Linked DNA regions of Homo sapiens: region 1 is linked to region 2. Evidence: read pairs that join two places in POLR2A ChIA-PET (ENCODE). Cell type or tissue: A673. All regions are shown on one strand. Each heading gives the region's core, and the rest is flanking DNA. Links, peaks and the distances in the headings are about the cores only.

Region 1 (8,704 bases), core at 2,304-7,303, 98 kb after region 2:
ACACAACAGGGTAAAGAGGGGGTAGAGGACAGATCCTGAGATGCAAATGGAAAATTCCAATCCCCTCTCTGTTGTGGTTATTTCTGTTTCATAACAGCTTTATTTAGCAAGTATTTATTGCTGGCTTTCATATCTAATGCTCGCCAAGTGCCAGAAAATGTGTGTGCTAGAGATGTAGTGAGGGACCACACAAAACTCCACCCTCAAGGAGCTTACATTTTAGTGTTGGAAGACAGAGTAAATATGATACGATGTCAGGTAGTAGTATGTGTAAAGAAGAAATAAATAGGGAAAAGAGGTAGTGAATATGAAAATGTTATTTTGAATAGGAAGTTACCTTTGAGAAGGCACCTCAGAAAGCTGAGTGTGAGCCAGGTGTAGGAATCAATAAGGCATAGATGATATGGGATGTTTCAATATAAGTGACTAGTAATTAGCTGCTACTAACTCATCCCTCTGCTGGTATATCAGACAGCAGCCATGTCATTTACCTCTATCCCCAAAGCATCTGGTACAGGGACTTTGTTCAGAGCAGGTGTTTACCTAGAGTCAATGGTTTAGTTAACAGTTGAGGCAGGGATAAATAAATAATGCACCAGTGCTTACTATGAATCTATACAGAAAAATGTTCATTATAGAGTCAAGTAGTTTAAAGTTGGTTTTATTTAGATGTTTTGTTTCATACAACTTGGTTTTTGAATAGTAAGAGCTGATGAGAAGTCATTGATTACTCGCTGGATAGAATGTGTTCTCTCATTTGTTTCTAACCAGTGCAATGGATATTTGAGAAGCCTTCATAGAATTTATTTTATGGTGCTTATTAACTTTCTTTTACTTAAATATGATCAAAGATCAACATTTTGTGGCAACTCTAAATGCATAACTTGAAAGACTCAAATTGAGGCCCGTTTGCTGGCAAACCAGTTCTATCTTTAAATTTTACAATTACACGATTCCTTACCAGGTATTATTCTGCAAACAGCATAAACAATAGAGGCATTGAAGCTGAGAATGTCTTCCATTGTTATTACTTTTGTTTAAAGGAACTTTAAATGAAGATGGAATTGTTATTGGTGTTCTTGGAGGGTCCCTGATCTAAATTCCTACTTGTGTCAACATTCCTATTCTTGAGGAATGAGGGGCGGCCCCTTCAACTGTCACTGGATGTAACTCAGATGGAAAAGGCTGTGTGTCAGAAAACTTCCAGAATGTTTGCATTATTTTTTTCTGACAAGTCTAGTCATGAATTTTCAGGATCTCTCATAATTTTGTGAAAATCACTTTGCCTCTAAGTCAATAAAGATAGTAAATTGGCTGTGACGTGGCAACATCATCATTTTTATATTGTTTGACCCAGCCAGCTGCTGTCCTCCCTGCAGTCACATATCTGACTTTTCTCTATTTGGCTTACCCCAGTCTTGCTCCAACATGCCTTAAATTTATTAATTTAACACACGATTACATTGATTAAAATATGTCACACATTCCCAATATCCTTGGTAGGTTTTTTCTCTGTGGGTAATTTCATATATTTGAATATTGATGTAGTTGCACAAAATATTCCTATTCATCACAGCTCAATAGCTGAAAGGACTATTTGCAGCAGATGTTTTATACTATTTAGTTATTTGTACAATAACTAAATAGCCTTAAAGATTTTCCTATAGGCTTACACATTTATAGTTTATCTTATCTAAGAATAAGATAAATTCTTGTTCAGATCTACCTGCATTTGTTTTTATAGATGTAGCTGATTCCCAGAGTGTTTGAAGAATGTTGGGTGTTTGTCATTCTCTTGTTAAAATGCAAATGTGATCCTGAGCTATGGAAACGTCCATGAAGTGTCATGAGCCTGCAAGAACGGCATCTGGCTGAGGGTGAATTAATGGGGCCTTTCTCCATGTTATGCCTTTGTCTCCTTCTCTTTTTCAGCCACCCAGTGTAAGCATGGTGCTGTGTACGATACCTGTGGTCCGGGATGTATCAAGACGTGTGACAACTGGAATGAAATTGGTCCATGCAACAAGCCGTGCGTTGCTGGGTGCCACTGTCCAGCAAACTTGGTCCTTCACAAGGGAAGGTGCATCAAGCCAGTCCTTTGTCCCCAGCGGTGACCTTTGTTTCGATCCTTAAGACTCTGAAATCTGGTGACTTTGACACTGAAGCGGAAGAGCCAATGAAGGACTGCAGTATTTGTGTGCCCGATTCTGTAAACACACACACACAGAGTATATATGTGTATATATATATAGATATATTCAAAAACATTGCATCATTTATATGAACTATAGGGGGATTATTATATGTATATTTTTTGCTATAAGACATGTATTGTTTCTAGGATCCTAACCTGTAAGCCATTGAACATGTTGTATAAATACACCAGGTGTTTTTAATTTAATAAGGTGGCATGCAGATACATTGGATAGTGTTAACATCACATACATTTGTCATTTTTAAGGAAGTTTTCTAAGAGCCCTCAATTGCCTGCCTGTATTAATTTTAGTTTTGAGTCAGGATTTGTAATGGAGTGGGAAATGTGTTTCTCTGGAGAAGGGCACATTTATCTAGGGGCATTTCAGGTTTCCAAAGAAAGGAATGTATGCCTGGGAAAGACAGCAGGAGATTGGTGACCGGCCCTAATGGTGCATGAAAAGCGAGTGATAGGCTGTTAGAATGTATTAGGTCATGGGCTAACATTATTTCCAAAATTGATTGGCTGGTTGCCAAGAAATATATATTTGTCACTAGGGCATAACCGAAGAATCAAGTGATTTCTTGCCATCCTTGCGTAGTCCTCAAGTCTTCTAATCATCTATGTGTGTATGATGGATGTGACCATTTATATGTCATGTGTTGAAATTAAAGGGTGTCTGGATGCCATGTTAATTTTATTGAGCATGAGAAAGTATTTGAAGAAACTGTTGCACAACATATGATGAAATTTTGATTTCTCTGAATCTCAGAGTAATTTAAGATGGGCAAATCCAATGAGTTGATGTAACCCATCTACATTTTGTGGCTATTTCATGTATAAAATGAAAGGCTTTAGTTATTTCTAGAGGAGTCCCATCCAACACTATTTGGCGACTGTTAATATGTTATAATTATTAGACAGTGGAAAAGCCTTTATTGACTAATTGATTTAACCTCAGTCCAAAGAACAGTCTCTATACTTGCCCTCATTTACTGATAGGCTGCTACTAGTTACCATTTGATTGTCTTGACTTTCGTCTTCAGTTGAATTGGTGAAAACATCAACAAAAACAAAACCCACTGTGTCTTAAAATAAAATGTTCTGCATTGTAGTCAATAAAGGGCTTAAGATGTAAAACAATGCATTTTCTCTCTCAAGATGTCCTGTGTTATACTTTACAATTAGTTGTATCAACTTCAGATTCATTAAATTTTAACAGCTGTATTTAGTTATAATTTTTGTATCTTACAACAGTATATATAAAGACTATTATTAATAGACAAAAGCAAACCCACGTTTTTGACAAGCCAGCATATTGCCAATGCTCGTCAAAGACATTTATGTTTCTTTTACATTCATGACAGCTAAAGTATTAACTTGGAATTTTTTTTTTTTTTTTTGACTGGAAAATCCCTAGTTGTTTGAATTAACTGAATAAAGTGCAGGGCGTAATAGTGACTGGCTGGGGGCACTGGGCCTTTGTGTTTTTTTTCATTCCTGTGTTTGGATACTAATCACCCTCGTATCTGCAGCCTGAGGTAGTCAGGTCATTGTTTCAATGCTGCCCTTGGAAAGAAGACTTTGACTTAGGTGCTTTGGGATCTAAGTGTGGTTTGTGACTATCCCCATTATTTAAGCATTTGGGGGTCTCACTTTTGCTTATCTGTAACACAAAGAGGCCATGTAGTATAGTGAGCAGGGTTGAGAATCGGGAAAACTAGACCCCTGCCACTAACAGGCTAGGAGACTTTGGGCAGTAATGGGAGGCACTGAGGGTTTGCAAATACTTTCCTACTTGTAATCTCATTGATTCCCTGCTCTGCCCTGACAGGAGGGGTAGGGAAAATCAGTTGACGTTGCCTGGTGGTTCCTACCTTCTGTAAAACGAACAGATTCCTTAAGATTAGCTTTAAATCCCTTTTCAGTTCACTGTTGGTTCTCATCTTTGAAAGAGGGCAGCATAAGGGAAATGATGGAGAAGGGAGAATTGTGGATGGTTATTTATAGCTCATGATTCATCCAAGGACTGAGTTATTCTCCCCATGAGGCTAACCGGCCTCTTTCCCAACACTTAATCATGGCAGCCAGGATGGGTGAATGATGAAAGCTCTTCTGCATGAGCCGGTTTCATCATCTTGGGTGGGTTGATTACAAGTTTGTGTGGCATTCCTTTAGCTGGGGATTAGCTTAATCTCTGTACATTTTTCTCATTTCTAATTGAAGAAGAAAGGGAGGGCAGAGAGGACAGAAAATTACTTGGGTTTACTAATTCAAAGAGCCATCTCTGATGGGAGAGGGTGAGGAAATCAGCTGAATGGTTGGCCTGCATATTCTTTTTTAGGCCACAGGCTACAGCTGAGCAATGGCTTAGTCTAATGATTGGGCACAATGAGGATTTACCAAGTGCTTCAATGAGAGCAGTCCTGTTTCATTCACATGGGATGTTTTCAATTGGTTCTTCAACTAAGCTCTTGCAGAGTGAGATGACTTGAAATAAAAATGTTCTATGAATATTGAATTTGATGAGAAACAAGCACCCTCAATGAAGAACAAGCATAATTATGATTCTAATTGCCCATTGTTGGTACTCAGTAAAACTAAGTTCTTTCTTCTCTCCCTCTGTAAATAGGAATATTTGAGGGTCCTGACCTAAAATTTTTTAGCTGGGAAGAAAAGATATCTCTTTGGCATCGACAAGAGCAATTTTTGTTAAAACTGTGGTACACTAAGAATCACTAACTCTTCAGGTTGAAGGCCTCACTCATCTTAACTCGTTGACTGCTTCCTGACCATCAGACCGTCCTGTAAGAGGGCATCTTTCAATAAGAACGAGAAAGACCCAGGAGGTTGACTAGCTTCTCCCAGCTTTCACTGAAACACGGATAAACCATTTCAACTGGAAAACTCTTCCTTTTTATGAGATATTTCAGACACACAAAAAGGCATAGAGAAAAATGTTGCAAACATCCATGACTACATTACCCTAATTAAGAAACATAACCTGGTAAGTAGTCAATAAATTTTTCTTGAATCAATAAATAAAACCTAATAAATGCTGTCTCATGGTTGCACAGCTGTTTGTGGATTTGTTCAGTTTGAGCCTGACTGCATTTCTCTTCACTTTGCCACTCTTTGTCTTCACATTCATCTGGATCTGACAAGTAACAAGGACATGAGCTGGAAAGCTCTTGGAGTGGGAGGAGGAGACTGCCTTCAGGGATAGGCGCCAAGGTATTTTAATTAGCGATCTCCTCCAAACATAACTCTCAGGAGCAAGCAAAAATAATCTCTGATTCTACATCCTGGAGTACAAGCTTTGCAAAACTTGAGATTTTAATTCTGAAAAATGACAAGTTTCAAGTGGGCCAGAAGGAAACAACAGGGAAAAGGAGCAAATGCTGATGATTATTCTGACGTTGAGTTAAGAACCCGGACATTCATTTCTTTAAGGGGCTCTTTCTGGCTTTACAATCATGTTGCTACACTGGATTTATTTAAACCAGTTGAATGACATGAACATGCATCAGATCCATTTTTATTATGGTCCCCTTTCAGATTAATTTGAGCAAGCTAGCTTGGAAAAGGTCAATGTGGTGGAAAAGGATGAGAAATTTATATTTAGAGAAACTTGAAAAGTAGGAAGGTGTTTCAGGTAGAGGGAGAGCAAATCTCCTGGTAACAAATAGCTGCATACCTGGGGCTGCACCATAAAAGGTGCAGGCTGAAGGGCAAGGGTGAAGCTTGTAGGTGTGAGATGTGGCTGGGAGGTGGGAGTGGGGTCTTAGGGGGCTGGGGTCTTAGCTCCTTGTCATGTCACATGACTAGGTCGCATCTGTCTAGGTACTGGGCTAAATAGACTGAGGTGCTTGGAGCTAGATGTCACATCTGGGGAATCTTAGGTCCTGTCCAACTGCCTTGAGAGTGGAGGAGGTGCCAAAATCTCCATCACACATTCTCCACATGGCTCCCTGGTGGGCTGAGGCACCAGATGGGTAGGTCTGCTCCAGCTATGAGTGGTGTTAAGCAACAGAGTGATGTGACCAGCCAGGCCTTTGTTTCAGTGAGATCAGTGACTGCAATGAAAGTGGATTTCCAGTCAAAAGACTAGGTGGGAGTCCCCTGAGATAGTCCAGGTGAGAGATGATAAACCCCAAGACCACGAGGTAGGAAGTAAAAAGGGGAGAAGTTTGTGACAGATTGGATGGTGGATAGGCCAGTCTCTGGCTTGAGTAACTGGGTGGCGATGATGGTGCCAATTTCCCACAGAAGGAACACTGACAAGGGAATATATCTACAAGAATTTCTACTGTCAATCAAAGTGTTTTCTGCTAAGCTGTATTTGCTTTAATTCAACAGACATTCTGAACATTAGGTTTAAGACATGGTCCTTCCGCAGACAGTCACGGTGCAGGATGAATGGCTTGTGGTACGAACCAGAGGGCCATACCACTGGCCGTGGGAGCCTCAGGAAGCCCCATTTGAGGTTTTCTGTTTGGGAGAGTGTCAAGAGTGCCAGAGAAAGTGACTACTGAGATGAGTCTTGGTAGAGGACTAAGTAGCCTTTACCTTTGCAAAGATGTGTGTGTGTGTCTATGTGTGTGTGTGTGCATGTGTGTGTGTGTGTGTGTGTGTGTGTGTGAATTTTCAGGAGTGGAGTAGTCTGGGCATTTAAAGAACAGGTAACTAAGTAGATAAGGAGAGAGACAAACAGGCAGTGTGGGTGTGCAGGGAACAACAGGCTTTGGGTTCTGCTGAGGTGTAACAGATTCACAGAACTTTTTTGAGCTGTGACAATGCAACTTACACACCCTGGGAGGCTTTTTCAGGCTTCCCTTGGTTTCTAGTGGGATCCACACAAGTAGGGCTTGAGGCATTTTGTTATAAGACACCTTGCCTCCTGCACCAGGCTGTGTTTGTGTTTCCTTCATCTGTCTTTTGAGCATCTAGAGAGGGAAGGGAAGGAAGAGGCTGCTAACAAGAGCGTTCTTTCTGACCTTCAGTCTTCCACTGCATGAAGACAGGCATTGGTTGCTTTAACAGAACTGTTCCAAGGTAAATACATTTCACCACTGCTTTTGTTGACTTGCTTGACTGTAGGCTGATGGATAGAGGAGGCTTAGAGTCTAAACAGCTGGTCCTGCTAGTGTCGCCAGCTCGGGTGACACCTATGAGTAAAACGCCAGGAAACACAGCTTGCCCGGAGTTCTGTTGGAACAATTCTGTCATGTTCTAGCCACTTTGTGTCATAACCTAGCTTAGGCCTTAAAAACTTACATAAGCTACTTCTCTGCTTCTTCCAACGGGAACTTGGCTAACTAAGTTATTCCCCTGAGAAGTTTCTTCAGCTGTGAAATTTGGGGCTTAAGGAAATGTTTGTAGTGATGAAAAAGATTCACCTTGGCTCCAAGAGCGTAAATACCATTTATTATATTGTCATTTTCACCACGTTCCTATATGTAAGTTAAAGAATCAGATCCTGAACAGCTCCTTCTGGCTCCAGTGGTTAGGGGGGCACTGGGGAGGAGAAGGAGGCAGCAGACTGGCTGGGTTCCCTCCATGCCAGCAGGCTGCCTTGTGACAACGTGAGCCTGCAATGCGTTCCGGTCTGACCCCTTGTGGGCACTTCCGTGAAGAAGGTGGTTCAAAGGGCCCTCTCTACTCGGTATGAATTCCCATTTTGCTCTTGAAGACAGTCAGGCCAGGGGGATTCTGTCTTCCTAAACTTATTTGCTCACTTCACTATTTCTGAGAACAAACAGGCAGTCAGAAGAAAATGAAAGCTGGAAGGAGAAGAGAAGATTCAGGTTTATCCACAGCATCTACCATTCCAGACACACCCCAGGAACCTTAGAGGGAACACAGGACAACTGGCTTGATCGCACTGAAAAGCATTCTCCATTCTGTTTTATGGGGTGATGCTTGAGGAATATCTGCTTTCATAGTCAAAGCAATGCAGCCTAAGCAATGTCATTTCCATGATGATCCACACACTGTCCTGATCCTGTGATTTTCTGAGATGTATTTGAAAGAATTTTTCTGATGATCTGTGAACATGCAAAGACACCCGACTCCACCAGGCCCTGGCAGGAGAATTTAGACCCCAAACCAGGGTTGACTTGCCTGTTGAGAGCACAGTAACTCAGAGCAGGATTGCCTCACCCTTTCTTTGCTTTGTCATGGAGGTTCAGGCCATAGAATGGTTGGGTTGCTTTGGTTAAAGAAAATAAAGATGGCAGCTAGAAAAGCCTCCCGGTGGAACCAGAACGTCCAGCTGAGCTGGGAGGTGTTTGCTGTGCCTGGACTGCTCCGGAGGGTCAGAGTGGATTCATCAGTTTCTCCCTCTTCTTTGGGAAAGGTCAGCAAAGAAGAGAAGGCATTTTCCATACAAATGAAATTATTTCCAAATCTGTTATTTATTTCCTTTGGTTTTAAGTAGGGGGAAAAACTGTAAAAATGTCAAAGAACAATATGGTGCACATTTTAATTTTTTATCATAAAAATCTTGGT
Region 2 (8,704 bases), core at 1,446-6,445:
AAAATATATTCACTATTTAATAAGTGGAAGTTGATTATCATAAAGCTCTTCATCTTCTTTACATTGAGTAAGCCGAAGAGGAGGAGGGGTTGGTCTTGTCTCAGGGGTAGAAGAGGCAGAGGAAGTGGAAGGGGAGGCAGGAAAGGCAGGCACACTTGATGTAACTTCTATTGAAAAAATTTCTGAGTGTAAGTGGACCCATGCAGTTCAAATCCATGTTGCTCAAGTGTCAATTGTAGTTTTCTGCATGCAGGATGGTTTCAGATCTCTGTGCCTTCAAATTGGACAATTTATCTACCAGCAATGTTATTACCATCTTTAAATTTGATTAGCAGATGCTTCTTCATCCACAACAGCCTATCTCAGGTGTCATTCAACCTGAGAGGCTTTCCTGACTTACCTGGATAGGTAACTTTCCCTTGTCTTTGCTATCTTTACACCTTTGCTAGTTCTGTTTACCACATTATAATTGCAATTTGCTTGATTACACATTTACCTCCCTTCTTACATTGCGAAGAACTCCTTGAGGACAGAAGTACATTTATCCATCTCTGTATTTGTATTCTCATTGCTTAACATAGTGCTAGGCACCACAGTCTAATGATATGTACATAAAGCACGCTCTCTCTCTCCACACACACATACACACACATACACAATGAAAGCAGGGAGATCTACGGTGAAATATGCATTGTTTGAGAGCTAGGGAGTGCCCTTGTTTTTAAACAAGAAATCAAGATATGCAGTTTGACAAAGGATTTTTTTTTCCAATTGAAGTTGGTTTATAATAATTTCTATGTGCCAGGTATTTTACATTTAAGAGGCACAGTAAACCTGAGAAACAATAGGCAGAAGAGCACTTTTTTTTGAAATCAAATCACACTTCTTTAACTTACAGATGATACAAACTCTTCACCTTCAGTGGGTAAGTGGCCTGGTCAAAGTCACTCCACTACATTAGAGCTCTGGAACCCAGGTCCAGTTTTGAAACTGTTGGTTCAGTCCCTTGGTGAGCACAGAACACACTTGAGGAATCTTGTCCTGAGGTGGTGCCTTTGCTCTTAACTTTTACCCTCTGACCAAAGATATCATGCCTTTACGTTAAGTTCCAAAAGGTGGCATAAAGCCGTGGAGGAGACCCAAGAGAGCACTATTAGTGCAGGTTGCAAAGAGGTAGAGGGCAGGAAGAAGGAAACTGGTGGTTCGTGGGGAGCTGGGCGGTCTTGCCACATGCTGGTGGAGTGGGCTCATCAGTCTCTGGAACGTGAAATCATAAATCCTTGGGAGGTAGGGGTTACGTGCCATAGTTTCCACAGTGCCCTGATATTCTAGTCTAGATACTTAATCAACAAATCACAATTTGAAGTGAATGAAAGATTTATTGCAATAAATTAAAATAGGGTACCTTACAGACTTTGACACAGATAGTTATGAGTTATGAAAGGAAGGCCAGGTAGGATGTTTGGTAGAGGCGAAAATCATTTTTAATTTCTATTTTGCCTTTGGGCCCCCAGGACTCTACTGTGGTTTGCAAGAGGAAGTGCTCCCACCCTGGTGGCTGTGACCAAGGCCAGGAGGGCTGTTGTGAAGAGTGCCTCCTACGAGTGCCCCCAGAAGACATCAAAGTATGCAAATTTGGCAACAAGATTTTCCAGGTATGTCATGAGACAAGCACATGGGAACTCCTGTATTACTACGCTGACAATTAAAAAGCTCCAGACACTAGGCAGATTGGGTTATCCCATAATTTCTATATACATATACAAATGTATATGTGTGCATATATTAATAGAATGTATTTATATTACAGTATTATATATACATTTATAGTTAGAATCAAGTGCAGATAGGGGCAGAGAATCAACCGTCTGAAAGATGTTTTTCTTGACTATATTTTTGCTGAAATATGTTAAGCCTGTAAAACCTGCCTGAATACCTAGGAGTACCTCATCTCGTTGGAGATGCTCAATGACATTTGTCAAGGTGATGATCCTTGTCAAGATCCTGATGGATCTATACAGCTTGAAGCTTTTAGAAGTTTTTCACAAAGCTACCTTTGCAAAGAAAAATTTTCTCATTTGGAAGATATTCAGATAAGGATGTTAATAGTGTATGTAGTTGAGCCAGGTGAGAGAGCTCTGCCCAGCTGAATGGAAAAGGTTGTCTTTTGGCCATCTGTTACCAATCTCAGGTGTATTTTACATTATTCTCTGAGGACCCCAAGTGGGAAACAGTGCAATGGCCATTTAAACTTCAAAATGCAAGATGGTTGGCTTTGTCCAAAGTACCTCCTATCTAGTCCATTTTCCCTAGGGGTGGAAGGAGTCAAATCACTCTCTACCGAAGCTGTCACCTCATGATACCCATGAGAATCAAGACCCACATAAACAAGTCAGTTGTGGTAGCTCTGCAGGCATGCTGCACTGAGCCACACTTCCTATCACACTGAAGTAGTTGGAGGGAGAGGTCTTGGTTCTGATGGAATAGTAAGAAGACATGAAGTGTCGCATGGTCTCACTTATAAGTGGGAGCCAAATGATGGGATCATGTGGACATGGGAGAGGAACAACACACACTAGGGCCTGTTGGGGGGTAGGGTGGAGGGAGGGAGAGTATTAGAAAGGATGGCTAATGCATGCTGGGCTTAATAACTAGGTGATGGGTTGATAGGTGGAGTAAACCACTATGGCACACGTTTACCTATGTAACAAACATGCACATCCTGCACATGTACCCCAGAACTAAAAATAAAATAAAAAAAATTAAAAAAGAGAAAACAACTGAGGACAAAAAAACACATAAGGTGTCATGCCCAGTGAAGGGGGAGGCATGTGTGTTGTGTTTACATCAGACTTTCAGAGATGCTCATATGTCCTCTTGATATAAAGTCGCCTCCTCCTCTGTCTCCAGAACACCCAGATGAAATAGCCTCACTCTCACTCTCACCATGGTGCTGTGTGCAATGCACTTTTTTTTTTTTTTTTTTTTAGATGGAGTCTCGCTCTGTCGCCCAGGCTGGAGTGCAGTGGTGTGATCTTGGATCACTGCAACCTCCACCTCCCGGGTTCAAGTGATTCTCCTGCCTCAGACTCCTGAGTAGCTGGGATTACAGGTGCATGCCACCATGCCTGGCTAATTTTTGTATTTTTAGTAGAGATGGGATATTGCCATGTTGGTCAGGCTGATCTCGAACTCCCGACCTTGTCGTCCACCCTCCGTGGCCTCCCAAAGTGCTGGGATTACAGGCGTGAGCCACCGCGCCCGGCTGCAATACACTTGTAAGTCACCTTGTAAAAACGGTTCCTTTAAATGACTGAGGCTTAAAATAATTCACGGAGACTTGGATTCCTAGAAATGTGTACTCAGAGAACTTGGAACAGTCAGGTGTCCTTTAAGGCAGATTCAGTTAGGTCTTTCTTGAAAGGCACTAGAGGGTAGACAGTCCTTAAAATAGCTTCAAAAAGTCAGGAAGGGAAAGAGGCAGGGGAGTCATCAAATATCTCAACTGTTTCTGTTTTTAACAAAAATCTGCTGCTTGGATCTGCAAGCTCAGGAAGGAATCCTTGTTTTGTTTTCAGCCCAACTCTGTTGTCTGTGATCTTTTTTACCCACAAGCAAGGATGCACATCCCTGCCTGTCCTCCAGAGGTACAAGGGCTTTTTGTGGTATTTGGCATTCACAGATTATACCTTTCATGAGTGAAAGAAATTCCTCAAATAGCTCTTTCTGTCTGAGCAAGGATCTAGTCTAGGAAATGTGTCCCAAAATGCTGCCCTGCATTTTAAGAGGAGAGGACTAGATAGGCAGGGACAGGATATCCATGGCACTTGGAGTCTTCTCTCTGAGCTCTGCATTTTCAGTGGCTTGCCCATCAAGTGTCTGTCTGAGCACTGGGAGTCATTTGAATTAGCCTGTCTTCTATGCATGTCCTGTATGGGCCAGAACCATGGCACATCTGGTAATTAACCACCTCTGGACATCTCAATTAACTATTGGTGCTTGGGACAGCTTAAATATTTTAGTCTTATCAAACGGGAAAATTAGATTTCTGTCATTGTATCATGTATGAAAATTCATGCTTGGTTTTCCCCCAGGGTGGAACTAAGTAAACAATGCATGACAACAAGACATAAATATGACTTGGTTAAACACACAATAATTATTTTTATATCCAGGAGGGGGAACACACACACACACACACACACACACATGCTTGCACACAATCTGAAATCTTCACTAATCTTTATCTTAAATCAGTTGGATGTAGACAGACACCTGAGTCATTTAGTCTAATGATGGCGTCCCTCACTCAGGGCAAGAAATGCTTTCCTCCATGGAGAGGTTACAGTCTGTTGCCTCAACTCCTGTCAGCCTCCAGCTGCTGACAGGATCCTGTGCCCTCTCTTGTAGGATGGAGAGATGTGGTCCTCTATCAATTGTACCATCTGTGCTTGTGTGAAAGGCAGGACGGAGTGTCGCAATAAGCAGTGCATTCCCATCAGTAGCTGCCCACAGGTATGTTTGGAACACAGATTGACTTTACCTTAGCGTCTTGAGAAATGTCCTGTGTGTGGCACAGTCGCATGCCATCTTCCGAACACAGACTCCAGCTCCCCCAAAGCCTCTACATTCCTGACTAGTCAAATGCCTCTTGCAAAGTTTGCTCATTCTTCTTGCAGATTTTTTCCTTGCATGAAAATAGCTCTGCTTTGCTCTTGTCCCAATTCTGATTTCTTATTGACATCTCCCATTCATTCTGTAAAATTTCTCCAACTCCTGCAAGATCTCTTTCTTTGTTTTCTTTTGCCAGGTTTTGTTTAACATCGTAACTGTCTTTTGCCTTTTCCTCTTTTCTCTCCCTTCTCAAATCAGAGCTTTCCTCTTATAGCCATTCAAAGTAATATGTGGTTTATTTATTAATACTTCCCCAAGGGGTTTCTCCTGCCTCACGGCATCCCCGATTTCTTTGCTGAAGTTTTCTCTCTCTAATCCTGGCCTCCATTGTAGCCCCAAATGGAAATAGCATCCTTATGGAAATATCTCTTTTCAAAAACTCATAGCTCCAGCACACTGAATAAAGCAACCATTATCTTCTAAAGCATGAGGTTCATTGAATTCACCTCAGCAACTTGAAACCTTTTAAAGTTTTATACATTTTGGGAAGGTGTCAAACCTATTCAACACCTTCCCGTGAATGAAAAAATATATCCATATATTCAGGACATGTCCTCCCTTCTCTGTTATAGACAGCTTTTAATTTTATTCACATCTGTTATTATTATAAACAAAAGTTGCTGTTTTTACTTGACTGCCAAATGAGGCACAAAAAACAACAGCTGTTGCTATTGCACAACTGAATAAAGAGGAGAGGAAAAAAAGAAAAAAAAAAACCCTAATTAGTCTTGCTTTAAAAAGCCTCAGACATAAAACTGAAAGCCTCCCATAAAAGAAAAAAAAAGAAGATACAATAAGTAGACTTGAACATGGTCTGCTTATAAATATTCATTGGGAAAAATGGGATCACATCATTATGCCAGTCCTCCGGGAACCCTCGCTGCTAATGAACTCTTGCAGCACATGTTAGTAATAATGGGCTTCCTTATTCTACAAGACAAAAACAGGATGCTGTGCCAACCTGGTGGCTCAAGTAACTAGCCTCAGCAGGCCGCCGTGGAGTTTCCAGCTTCACTTGAATTCTGCCACTTGTAGCTGGATTGATAGTTTTCATTGTGCTCTTGCTGGGGGAGGGGATGGTGGGGGGAGGTCAACGTTCTTTATGTCACTGGTGTCTCATTAGCCTTTCATCATTGTGGACCACATTTGGGCCAGGGGCATCCATTCCTCCAAGCAGAGGCCTTTCCCTGCCCCACCCACCCCCTCCACGCCTTGTCAAAGCTTGTTGGTGCCCCTGCCAAGGCCCCGGCCTCAGGGGCCACCTTTCTGTTTCTAGGCTTCCTTCCAACCACTCCTCCAGTTCACACTTTCCCTTCTCGGGGGCCAGCAGGAGGTCTTTGGAAGATAACTCAGCTCTATCTACCATGGAAATCTTGTTAAAAACTTACTTCCCCTCCCCTACATTGCCTGGGGAAATTTTGGAAAAAAAAAAAAAAAAGAGATAGAGAGGAGGAGCTTGTATTCCCTGCTCTGTCTTTCCTGGCTACTGCATATTCTCTTTTTCCAGATGTAAATGTTTCTTGTGGAAGAAGGGTTTTATGATTGGATTCCTTGTCAATCCTGCCTCTCCTCCCCCATCCTGCAACTCCCCCAGAGGCAAAGGAGTGCCATTTGTGAGAAGGGCTATGAGGGCTGAAGTGGGGACTGGGTCATCAGGACACTGTCATCTCTCCATCTCTAATACGTACTGAGATTTTATAGTGACAACACTAATCTCATTTAATGCTAACATCACCCCTCTGAGGTGGGTGGTATTTCTAGACCCTGCTTATGGAAGAGCCTGCAGCATGACCAGAGTCTTACGGCTAATTGCATATTACACAGGTGCTCTGACTTTACAGCTTGTACCTGATTTATTCCCCCATCTAATTTAGTGATATCATCACTGCCACTTTCATTTTCTGAAGACGAGAGATGGAAGTTTCCACCGAGATGTGGATGTAGGGAATCGTAGTCACATTTGTTTGGAGTCTTGGCTTTAAGGTGGCTCTGCTGCATTGGGATAAAGCACCTTAATCCTCTTGGGGCCGTCATTCCCTGGGCCTGAGCTGACCTCATTTGGCTTCATCTGCAACTGCTTTCAGTCTTGAGAAACCAAAAGAGACCCCTGTGCCAAATTGCAATTGACAGCAGAGCTCTAGGCAATGAAAATATGTTGTGATGCCCCCACACTATGGGATGACTGGCTGGGGCTGAGTTTTAAGTCTCACTCAAAGTTGTCAAAGCCTTTAATGTATCATTTAGGCCTAGCTGATGCAAAAACAAATCAGACCTGATTAAAGATCTTCAATAATTAACCAGAATCCTTTAAGTCAATCTGATTCTTTCTTTTTGAGTACTTAAGCCTACTCTTGATGGAAATGACCAGTAGTGAGTGAGTGAATGAGCAGTGTGTGAGCCATGTGGCTTTGACATGAGCCTTGGCAACCTCTCCATGGTCTCTGTTTCCTTAGTTCCCTGTAAACAGGGGATAAGGACAACTGCATGTGGAGGGTTATTGTGAAATTTAAATGATAAAGTATGAGGAATGCATAGCACTCAGTCTAGTGTATAGCAGATAATAAATATTAAATTATATTCAAGAGAAAGGACTCAAGAGGACAAAACTGCAGTGGGAAGAAAATGTCCTTTAGGGTCAGACAAAATTAGGTTTGATTTTTGGTTCTACTACTCTTGTGTTGCATGACCTCAATTTCTTCACCTATAAAAAGGGAAATACTCAGCTCATAAGGTTCTTGTGCATCTTAATAACAGTGATTATAAAATCTCTAATGTTCATTAAATCTTAATAGGTCATAAGTATTAAATCCTTATCACTAACCCAATGTTATCACATAAGTAAAATATCGAATAAGATATTTGTTATATAGCAAGTGCTCCCTAAATGTTAAACTTCTTCTACATTTCTTTTTCTCTTTGATTAACCACTGAGTCAGAGATAAGACAACTGATTTTCTGATATGAGTCCTGAGAATACGTCACCTCCTTTAAATGTCATGCATTAAAAAACTCAAAAGTTGTGCAATGTAGGAAATTGCAGTGTATTTCCAGAAAGGTAATGAAGCATTACTCAGTGTTTCAAAATTCTCAGCTTCCTTGGCTTTGAGTGCATAACAGTGATTCAACATGGATAACATACCATTTTCTGAAACAAGAAATCTGACTGAATTTGATCTGTAGCACAGATATTGCCCATATCCATAGTGCTGATGATTCCTGAGCTTGGATTACAGTTTATTGTTTAAGCTTCTCCAACAAGCAAAGACAGAAAGAAGGTCTTGTAGGGTTCGCTAGGTTGACAGATAATTCTCATTTTTATGTGTGTGCCCTTGGTCTCTAAAGGGCTAGATTTGGGTATCAATGAAAAGGTTGAGTCCAGACTGTCTTCATCTTCCTTCCATGTGAGAAAAATCACACTAGTGAGCCCTTTAGGTATTATATTTCTTGGAGGATAAAAACAGGAAAGCTTGCTGAATGACTTTGCCTGGCCTTAGAACCTGATACTTGAAACTTCATTTTCACCATCTTCATCACCATCTGGGCATTGAGTTCAAATACAGCTTGGACTGATTTCATTGGTTTATCTTGTATTAGATTTTAAAAAGATATTTGTCCTCAGGAGACCCTGTTTTTTTTTTTTTTTAAACAGTAACTTTGTATTTGTTTTTCTTCTGATTAGGGCAAAATTCTCAACAGAAAAGGATGCTGTCCTATTTGCACTGAAAGTAAGTTTATTCCTTTGAAAATGTGCTATTAGTATTTGTTTTGCATTTTATAGTGCAACAAGAAAAATAGGGGTGTATGTTTCCCACACATTTTATTTTTGTAGGTATATATAGGATGGGATCATCTCACCTCCCTACAGTCACTTTAAGTCAATTGTAATTCTCCCACAGAAGTACAATGGAGACAAATATAGATACTTCCATCAGAATTTGTTGCTATGAGAAATTAAGAAGATAAATGGTTTGATTAGGTTTTAAAAAGGACCAGATAACTTAATGTGCATTTTAACTGCTAATAGCATTTG

Evidence for each region. ChIA-PET counts read pairs that join two places held together with the same protein. Peaks named below come from ENCODE experiments on the same cell type or tissue, not always from the same donor. Only the 100,000 strongest peaks of a DNase experiment are listed, where the experiment ranks them.
Region 1: POLR2A ChIA-PET joins it to region 2 with 5 read pairs; 2 of 35 experiments call an interaction of 5 or more read pairs at or near these places.

What each region holds. Positions count from the first base shown.
Region 1 is chr7:34,151,160-34,159,863 of GRCh38, forward strand. BMPER (BMP binding endothelial regulator) reads left to right here. Exons shown (of 15, transcript NM_001365308.1): 15 at 1,933-5,268. The coding sequence ends at 2,114. Among named protein-coding and RNA genes, the nearest start is that of BMPER, 250 kb to the left of the region's middle. In A673, for the core only: no CTCF peak of the experiment used is centred there; a DNase peak (open chromatin) is centred at 4,292; H3K27ac peaks cover 1,553 bases.
Region 2 is chr7:34,053,649-34,062,352 of GRCh38, forward strand. BMPER (BMP binding endothelial regulator) reads left to right here. Exons shown (of 15, transcript NM_001365308.1): 9 at 1,515-1,655; 10 at 4,411-4,515; 11 at 8,354-8,399. Among named protein-coding and RNA genes, the nearest start is that of BMPER, 150 kb to the left of the region's middle. RefSeq lists enhancers at 4,702-6,751, 5,410-6,318. In A673, for the core only: no CTCF peak of the experiment used is centred there; DNase peaks (open chromatin) are centred at 5,583 and 5,993; H3K4me3 peaks cover 254 bases; H3K27ac peaks cover 3,164 bases.